Linked DNA regions of Homo sapiens: region 2 is linked to region 1. Evidence: chromatin contacts called from ENCODE Hi-C or POLR2A ChIA-PET data. All regions are on one chromosome and are shown on one strand. Each heading gives the region's core, a stretch centred on a gene start or an enhancer-like site at or near the end of the contact. The rest is flanking DNA. Distances are from core to core; before and after follow the strand shown. Region 1 holds the start of RHOF (ras homolog family member F, filopodia associated). Region 2 holds the start of BRI3BP (BRI3 binding protein).

Evidence for each region. Hi-C counts contacts between places; a loop is a spot of excess contacts on that map. ChIA-PET counts read pairs that join two places held with the same protein, here RNA polymerase II (POLR2A). Pooled maps may share reads with other maps.
Region 2: a loop to region 1 is called in a pooled map, with 5 times the contacts of the local background. The contact joins the promoter of BRI3BP here to the promoter of RHOF in region 1. A Hi-C loop is called at or near these places in 2 of 37 single-sample maps with no recorded cell type and 2 of 50 pooled maps. POLR2A ChIA-PET finds 5 or more read pairs at or near these places in 1 of 52 experiments (B cell).

Annotation. Positions count from the first base shown.
Region 1 is chr12:121,790,864-121,795,507 of GRCh38, forward strand. RHOF (ras homolog family member F, filopodia associated) reads right to left here and starts at 2,825. Exons shown (of 5, transcript NM_019034.3): 1 at 2,633-2,825; 2 at 2,289-2,376. The coding sequence starts at 2,770. LINC01089 (long intergenic non-protein coding RNA 1089) reads right to left here. Exons shown (of 4, transcript NR_152740.1): 4 at 4,404-4,644. It also overlaps a transcript of SETD1B not described here. RefSeq lists enhancers at 1,896-2,727, 2,733-3,273, 3,220-3,269, 3,814-4,354 and a silencer at 2,200-2,739.
Region 2 is chr12:124,991,801-124,996,444 of GRCh38, forward strand. BRI3BP (BRI3 binding protein) reads left to right here and starts at 1,845. Exons shown (of 3, transcript NM_080626.6): 1 at 1,845-2,203. The coding sequence starts at 1,991. RefSeq lists enhancers at 415-915, 2,635-2,724, 3,905-4,044 and silencers at 1,675-1,994, 2,015-2,064, 2,165-2,214, 2,225-2,474, 2,485-2,544.

The sequences.
Region 1 (4,644 bases), core at 1,575-4,074:
TTTTAATTTTTTTTAATTTTTATTTTTTGAAACAGGGTCTCGCTCTGTTGCCCAGGCTGGAGTGCAGTAGCGTGATCTTGACTCACTGCAATTTCCGCCTCCTGGGTTCAAGCAATTCTCCTGCCTCAGCCTTCCGAGTAGCTGGGACTATAGGTATGTGCCAACACGCCTGGCTAATTTTTATACTTTTAGTAGAGACGGGGTTTCATCATGTTGCCCAGGCTGGTCTTGAACTCCTGGCTTCAAGCAATCCTCCTGCCTCAGCCTCCCAAAGTGCTGGGAGATGTAGTCTCGCCCTGTCACCCAGGCTGGACTGCAATGGCACAATCTCGGCTCACTGCAACCTCTGCCTCCCGGGTTCAAACGATTCTCCTGCCTCAGCCTCCCGAGTAGCTGGGATTACAGGTGCCCACCACCACACCCAGCTAATTTTTGGATTTTTAGTAGAGATGGGGTTTCACCATGTTGGGCAGGCTGGTGGACATCATATATTAATCTGATTTAATCCTCATGACCCTCTTAGTGCTCATGACAGATCAGGAAACTGAGGCCCAGACATCCCCAATGATACGTAGCCAATAGAGCTGGGGTCAAAGCCCAGATCTGACTCCAAAGAGGATGGCAGGAACAGGATGGGACCATGGATGGGATCCCCATGGTGCCAGTGGTCGCCTGCTTCTGGTGACTGTAGCAGGGGATGCTCCTCCATCCCTCTGGTAGCAGCTCTTAGCACAAATTCTTCCTACAGCAACTTGCAGCTTTCCAGAATCTCCACAACTCAATCTACTCTGACATGTTCCTTGAGCATCTCTCTCTGGGCAAGGCCAGAAAGGCCATCCCTGTTCTTATGATGTGGAGGCTGCCCTGAACAGTGAACCCCGGGACCTGATAGGGGAGGCCCTGATGGCAGAGGAGGAGGAAAGAAAAAACCTCCTGACCTCTTGCAGGGCAGTGGGTTGCTGTGAATGTCTCCACCCAGCAGCACTTGACTCAAAAAGTGGGTCAATGACCTTGCCCCTCCCTGGCTACTGCACAGGAAACATGAGAGTAAAGGTGTCCCAGACCATGACTTTTACTACCCCCGGGCCACGCCCCGGGAATTCCTCTGATGCCTCAGCTCTCCCAGCTCACCAGGGGCTAGAGACAGGCGCTGTTTTGGGGTTGGCCCTACAGGGCCCACATCCCACAAAGACAGGTTCCTCAGAGGCCACGATAGGACCTGCTGAAGTCGGAATGGAGGGGGGCTCTGAGCTAGGACAGCCCCTTTTCGGGTCCTCTCCAAGGTCTAGGTGGGGGTGGAGGTGTCTGGATTTTGGCTCCATCCTAGGTCAGTGTCTGACCTCACCTCACACACACAAGGCTTGGCTGGCCGGAGAGGGCCACCGGATGACGTGGTTCCCTGCAGGTCACTAAACACTGAGTCACAGAGGTGGGGTGAGGCCCCACCTGGGGATCTCAACCTTTGGTCCCCAATGTTGATGAAGCCCAGATGGGAGTCAGGGTCCTCCCACTGACTGTTTCTCCTGTCCCCACCCCTCACAACACCGACTCCCAAGCAATTGCACATAAATCCGTAAACCACCCGTGGGGGCCTGCAGGTGGCAGGCAGAGCCTGGTGTGGGGCCCCTGCCCCCAGTGCTCTGTTCCTTCCTCAGTTCATTTTCTACACTGTCTGGTTTTGTCCCAGGGAACTAGGAAAGCACAGAAGTAATTGTAGCCACGCAATTCCAGAACCACCAACTGCAAGCCGTGGAATCCTGGGAGCTGCAGACACAGAACTCGCATCCACAGGACCCCAGAGCCTCAGGCTGCAGAGCGCAGGCCACAGAGCCCTGGAGCCACAGGCTGATCTGCAGCCGGGAGCATCCCAGAACCACAGGACCCAGACACACAGCCCAGGCAATCCGAGCACCAAGGGACTCAAATCTGCAGCTCACAGAGTCTGCAGAGACCACAGCAGGTAGCGCAGCAATCCTGGAACCATGGGAGGCCCAAGAGCAGCCCACTGCTTTCTAGAACCACAGGAGAGGAACGAGCTGTGGGCTCTCAGCACAGAGCTGGGAGGGTGGCCCCAGAGTTCACCTCCTCCTCCAAACACCTTCCACTTACGTATAGGGCTTGGCCTCTAGGGCCCCGCAGCCAGCGCCCCTGAGCGGCCTCCAGGAGTGAAGAGCCGGCCAAGGCCCTGCCAAGGCTGCAGGGCGGGGACACCCAGTGGGGGACGCCCGGGAGGGGAAACCCTTCGGGCGGGCGGACCCTCGGGCCCCCCGGCGCGCAGGCGCACTCACCGGCCGTGTCGTAGAGGTTCAGGGTCACCTCCTTGCTGCCAACGGTCACGCTGGCCGTGTACTTCTCGAACACCGATGGGGCGTAGTGCTGCGGGAGAGGGGGTCGGGTTGGTCCTTAGTGGGGCCGGCGGGGGCCAAAGTTCCAGCTGAATCCACTGTCCACCCCCCTCACTCGTCCCGGATCAGCCCCCCCTCACCCCGCTGGGCTCTGGAATTCCCGAGGGGGCGCCCCGGGGTGGCGGCCGCCTGTCCGTGCTCGGGACGCTGGGGACTGAGGGTCGGGGCTCTGGGCTCAGGGTAAGGGGCGTCCCTCGCCCCCACCCCAGCCCCGCTGCGGGCCTCACCTCGGGGAAGGAGCCCTGGCTGTACACCATGAGCAGCGAGGTCTTGCCGCAGCCGCCGTCGCCCACGATCACGATCTTCAGCTCCTTCCTGCCCGGACCGGGGGCGGCGGTCTGGGCCAGGGCCCCGGGGGCATCCATTGCCCGGAGCCCGCAGCACTGGCGGCGGCGCGCCGGGCACTAGCGGAGCCAAGAGGTCGGGGGCGGGGCGGGGCCGGAACCAGCCCCGCCCACTCGGAGCAGCGCCGCCTCCGCCAGGCAGCCTCCCGGCCGACCTCCCAGCCTCAGTTTCCTTTCTGCTAAGGTCTCAGCCCTGGGTGTGGGTATTCAGCTCTCAGTCCCAGGGATACTGCAGCACCGGAAAAACGGGGCTCAGCTGCGAGCAAAGCTCCCACCCCCAACCCACCGCCACCCTCCGCGCGTCACGTCGCGCCCCTCGCCGGCGAGACCCGATCGTGGCTGCCCAGCGACTCCAGGTGCCCCTGATTAGCAGGCTCCGCCTTCGGCAGGGACCCTCTGATTGGCTGGCGCGGCCAGACAGGGTCTCCCGGATTGGCTGGCTGTGCCTCCGCACCGGGTTCGAGAAGCCCCCGGCCTCCAGCTCCGGGAAGAGCCCCTCAACTTTGCACTGCCCCAGCGGTGTGGCTTGGCACATGTCCGCCTCTGGCCTCAGCTTCCCCACAGGAGGTAGCGGCGGTGGCACCAGGGAAGATGCTGACGCGAGAGTCATGTCTGCCCACCTCGCCTGGGCCAGGGACGCCAGCGTGCACGCGGGTTCGGGGTGAGGGACTGGGCTCCGCTTACCCGCACCCCGACCCTGGGCTGCAGGGTGGACGTCTGACGCCCTCTGCCGGGCAATCGCCTCGGCGCCGGCCGCTCCGGGCGCAGGTTGGCCCGAAACCACTAGGGGCGGCCGCCTCCTTCCGGCAGGAGCCAGAGGCGTGAACCACGCAAGACGTCGTCAGGGAGGGGCAGGTTGGAGTAGCTCTAGTTGAAGTCAACTTGGTCCCTCTCCTGGAGCTTTGGAGACTGATAACCCCACACCCACCAAGAAATGTAAGAAAATGCGTTTCCTTGCCAGCAGCCACATGTCCTTCATCCCAGGAATCCCCCCAACTCTCCCATCCCCTGATCAAAACAGCTTATTTGTTGAGCACTTACTGTAGGCAGTGCTATCAGGGCTGCTGGCTGAATTACCCGTAACCCCCACCCCTCCTCTTACTCCTCACCCTGGGCGGGCTGACTGCCCTCTGCACCACCCAGATGAGTCGACAGGGTGGCAGAGGGACCCCCCCCTGGAGCCGGTCCACGGCAGACAGGCACGAGAGCATGGCCGAGAGTGGGATCCTACCAGCTGGGGTAGGAAGAGCCCATTTCTAACAAAACCCCCAACAGCAGCATGGTTGGGGGCAAGTGGCCTTCGTAGTTTCCTCAGATAGGGGCTGGCAGGACTCAGGATCTTTTTGCTGGCGACCCCACCCCGAAGACTCCCAGTTTTCAAGGTCTCGGCAAGGGTCATGTAAACCTCACTTCGTGGAGGAAAACCGCCAACCTGGCAGTTCCATGGTCAAGGTTCTCACAGTGCAAGCAAGGCACGGTCTGACCACCAGAGGGCAGCAGCGACCGCCCACAGAATCCCAAGACCACAGCAGAGCTGGGAAGGGGAGGCCGGGGAGGCACCCCAGGTTCTCAGTGGACGCCCTCTTCAGGCACTGGGCAAAGGGTAATCTCCTGGGTCAAGCACCCCCTAGACAAATGCACAGCAACTCATCCATTCCTTTTTTGCAACACGTTTATTGAGAGGCAGTTGTGCTCCAGCCTTCCAGGAGGTCACAGTCTTAGGGGAAGCAGTGCAATGGAGGTTGGAAGCAGGGGAACCCTTTACTGAAGGCTGAGCGCTGGCTGGCACACTAGGCCTGGCAGCACTGGAGGGCAGGCAGGGAAAGTAGGGTGGGTAACCCAGCCTGGCAAATGCACGGCAGCTAGAAAACCTCTTCAGGTTCTGGGGTGGCTGG
Region 2 (4,644 bases), core at 595-3,094, 3.2 Mb after region 1:
CCAAAACAAGCTTGTGCCACTACACCTGGCGTAAAAAAAGGTTTTTGTTTTGTTTTGTTTTGTTTTTGGGACGGAGTTTCACTCTTGTTGCCCAGGCTGGAGTGCAGTGGCTTAGTCTCGGCTCACTGCAACCTCCGCCTCCCAGGTTTAGGCGGTTGTCCTGCCTCAGCCTCCCGAGTAGCTGGGATCACAAGCAGGCACCACCATAACTGGCTCATTTTGGATTTTTTTTTTTTTTTTTTTTTTTTTTTGAGACGGAGTCTCGCTCTGTCGCCCAGGCTGGAGTGCAGTGGCACGATCTCGGCTCACTGCAACTTCCGCCTCCCGGGTTCACGCCATTCTTCTGCCTCAGGCTCTGAGTAGCTGGGACTACGGCGCCCGCCGCCACGCCCGGCTATTGTATTTTTAGTAGAGACGGGGTTTCACTGTGTTAGCCAGGATGGTCTCGATCTCCTGACCTCGTGATCCGCCCGCCTCGGCCTCCCAAATTGCTGACCTTGTGATCCGCCCGCCTCGGCCTCCCAAAGTGCTGGGATTACAGGCGTGAGCCACGGCGCCTGGCCTCATTTTGTATTTTTAGTAGAGACGGAGGGATTTCTCCATGTTGGTCAAGCTGGTCTCGAACTCCCGACCTCAGGTCACCCGCCTCAGCCTCCCAAAGTGCTGGAATCACAGGCGTTAACCACCGCACCCGACCTACAAAAAAGTTTTTAAAAAGATAAACAATACAGGAAAAAATGTGCAAAGGATATGAATAGGTAATTCACAGAGAAGTAATTCAAATGGCCAATAAATCTATGAAAATCTTACTAGGAATCCAGAAAATGTAAATTCAAAAATAAGAGCATTTTGTATTCTTTGGATTGGCAAAAATTGAGTTTTATTTTCTTGGTTGTCTAAAAAAAATGTTGGTTAGACTTGATTTGTTTGATTTAGGATGCAAACAGGGTCCTTGCATTGCATGGGTTATTATGGCTCTTAAGTCTTTAAAACCAATTATCCTCCTCTTCGCTCACCTTTTATACCAATTATTTATTGAACAAACTGGGTCGTTTGTTTGGTAGAATGCCCCACATGCTGGAGTTGGTTGGTTGCTTCTGCTGCTTCTAAGTTTTCCTTATCTGCCATATTTCCTGTAAACTGTAGGTTTGATCTAGAGGCCCCATCAGGTTCATGCTCAACTTGTCTTGGCAAGAATCCATCGCAGGTGGCGCTGGTACTTCCTGGCACTAAGATCGATTGGCGGGACCGGGACTTCGCGGCTTAGCCCCTCCATTTTCAAGTTCCCCGCCAAACCCTCCCCTCTTGGTTGTACCCATTTCTGATGATCATCGCGTGAATCCATCATTCTATTGAGGGGTGCCAAATAATTTTCGGATTCTCTCATTCATCCTCATGTATTAGCTGGACTTTGTAAAAGAAAGTCCCTCCCCAACTATTTTGGGGCTCTGAAATACAGTTCATTCAGGAAGGGCAGGAGGATGCCTGATGCTTTCTTGTTATTTAAAATTTTCAGGATGAATGAGCTGATGCCCACGAGGGCGAATTTTGGGGTACCATTATAATACATTCAGGGAGATTACATATATGTCTATTTCATGTTTTTCAATCAGTTGCAGTCACTTTCCTGGTTGAAGCTGTTGCAAGTTTTACAGGCACGGGTTGCTTTTCCACGGATAAGTTAAAAAAGAGAATTTTTTTTTAAATGATGAGAAGCCGCACCGGGTCGGGGCAGGCTTCCGGGAGGCGGGCGCGGGGCCCCGGGGCCGGGTCGCGTTGGTCCCGCGCCGGGGGCGGGGCGCGGCGTGGGCTGGGCCGTGCGCCTTTGCGCGCGGGGCGGGGCAGGTGGCGCAGCAGCGGCGGCGGCGGCTGTGGGTAAAGGCGCGGCGCGCGGCCCCCGAGCGCGCCAACCTTGCCCTAGCCGGAGCCCGCTGCGGCCCAGCGCACGGCCCTCACCCCGCATCGCGACCCCGCGCCCCGCCGGCCGAGCATGGGCGCGCGCGCCTCAGGCGGGCCCCTGGCCCGGGCCGGGCTCCTGCTGCTGCTGCTGCTGCTGCTGCTGCTCGGGCTGCTGGCCCCGGGCGCGCAGGGGGCGCGGGGCCGCGGCGGCGCGGAGAAGAACAGCTACCGCCGCACGGTCAACACCTTCTCCCAGAGCGTCAGCAGCCTGTTCGGCGAGGACAACGTGCGCGCCGCTCAGAAGGTGGGCGCCGGGCCCGCGCCCGCGGTCACCTTGCCCCGGTCGCCACGCACCTGGCTACCGGGGCCGACCTGGGAGGAGCGCGGCCTCCGGGGCTGCCCGCCCGGCCAGCGCGCGGGAAGAGGGGGTCCGGCCTGCGCCTCGGGGCCTGCCGCCTGCGGCCCCCGCCGGGCCTGACCAGTGCGGGTCTGGGCGGCCGGGCCTCGGGGCGCCCTCTCCTCTGCGCCGCGCTTCTCCTTGGACCTTGCCTCCGCGGTCGGCGCAGCCAGAGTCTCTCCCGGCTGCGCTGACGCCTGCCGCGCGTCTCATTCATTCATTCACCGCGTTTGAATGGCTCCTACTGTGAGCCAGGCAGCACACTGGCGCTCTCGGTCCCCACGCGGCTGCGCCCTCCCCAGCTACCCCGGGTTTGTCCTAGCCTCGCATCCCGACCCACTTCCCCTGGGACCTTCTGCCCCACTCCTCCTCCTGCTTTGAAGATACTTGGAGTTGTTTTTACTTTACAGGAAAAGAAGGGAGCAATGCGATTTGCTCGGTGGCTTTGGGAAACCGAGCACCTACTGTGTGCGGGGCCTTTCGCGTGGAGCCTTTTGTTTAGTTTGGGGAGGTCCCGGATCCTGCAGCCTCCTGGGAAGGGTGTTGAGTCCCAGGAGGATCGCAGGGGGTTTTCCCCAATTCCTGCTCTCTGGAGCTAGGTGCGATAGGGGTGCCATTCCGGGCCGAAGTCCGCCGACTAGCTCTTGAGAAGGAGGAAGTTACTGGGGACAGTTGTGTGTGGTATTGCGGTTCCTTTGCTGTTCCCTGGGGAGGAGGGGGCTCTTGCTTGCCGCCAGCCTTCCTGGGGTTTTGGAGTCAGAGAAGTTTGGGTTCAAGTTGGAGCTCTACCAGTTGGATGACTTTGGGGAAGTGACTTCACTTCTTTGAGCTTGTTTCTTTATTTGTTAAATGGGGATAGTAATCATTCCCCTTCATTGCGAGGTTGTAATTATGACTAGTTGGTACCTTCCTGGCCCAGAATCATGGCTAAAAAGTTAAAGTTTTCTGCTCATTGAGAGGGAGTGGGGAATAGAAGGGAATATGAAGGCCGAAATCAGATTGACTGCATGTTCTTACTGGATAACATGAAAGGTTAATTTGTTAGGAAAACAGTAAGTTTTGACCTCCCTCTCCTGTGGGCAGGGGCACCTCTTGCACAGGTGGGTCTGTGTCTTCATACATGTAGGGGAGAGAACGCTTTGTAGGTGGCCAAAGAGGGGCAAGGAAGCAGGGCTGAACGCCTGAATGTGAAAAGGTTGCCCTGGAGTCTGGCGCGGGAAAGGATCAGGGGTGTGAGTGCAGGGAGTCTCACTTACTTCCTCTTGATGCCGTTTCGGAGCTATTTGAAGGCAGAAATCATTTGTTTTAGAGCAAAAATAAGCCTGTCTTTTTCACGCAGGGTGACCACAGGATCCCCATGTCTCAACTGACGGTGGTTCCATGTGACAATCTAAGGCCAACAAACATGAAATACGAGTGGTTATTTAAGACTTTTACTTAAATAAGACAATCTGTATTCTGGCAGAGCATCTCCGAATCTGGGGGTCAGAGCTCTTCCTGGGCTAAACCGGGGTTTGTGCCTTTAATAGAGATACTAATGATTACTAAGTGCTTTTGTAGATAGAATAATCTTATGTAATCCTTAGAATGACCCTGTGCAGTAGGTACTGTTACTGTTCCCATTTGACAGATGAGGAAACTGAGACACAGAGCAGTGAAGTGGCTGGTTTCAGGTCAGATGAGTGGCAGAGCCAGGATGTGAACCTAGGCAGAGTGGACATGGAGCCCACATTAGTATCTCTCGCCTGTTTTCCTGCTTCATGACCCCTTCCCTGTTCCCCGAGTCAGTACAGCATCCAGAGGCTGACCTGACTTCTTTCCTTTTTGTTTTTTTGAGACGGAGGTCTGGCTCTGTTGCTCAGGCTGGAGTGCAGTGGAGTGATCTCGTCTCACTACAACCTCCACCTCCCAGGTTCAAGCGATCTTCCCCACTCACCCTCCCAAGTAGTTGGGATTACAGGTGTCCACCAGCATGCCTGGCTAAGTTTTGTATTTTTAGTAGAAAAGAGGTTTCACCATGTTGACCAGTCTGGTCTCAAACTCCTGACCTCAAGTGATCCTCCCGCCTCGGCCTTCCAAAGTGCTGGGATTACAGGTGTGAGCCATTGCACCTGGCCTGACTTATTTTATTTCCTGCTGAGTGTAGCCCACACTGGCCAGGCTTGGGGATATTGTTTTGTTAATTTTATGGGTTTTTTTTTAAATTTAATTAATTAATTTATTTTTTGAGACAGACTCTTACTCTGTCACCCAGGCTGGAGTGCGTTGGCACGATCTTGGCTCACGGCAACGTCTGCCTCCTGGGCAAGCAATTCTCCTGCCTCAGCCTCCTGAGTAGCCGGGATTAC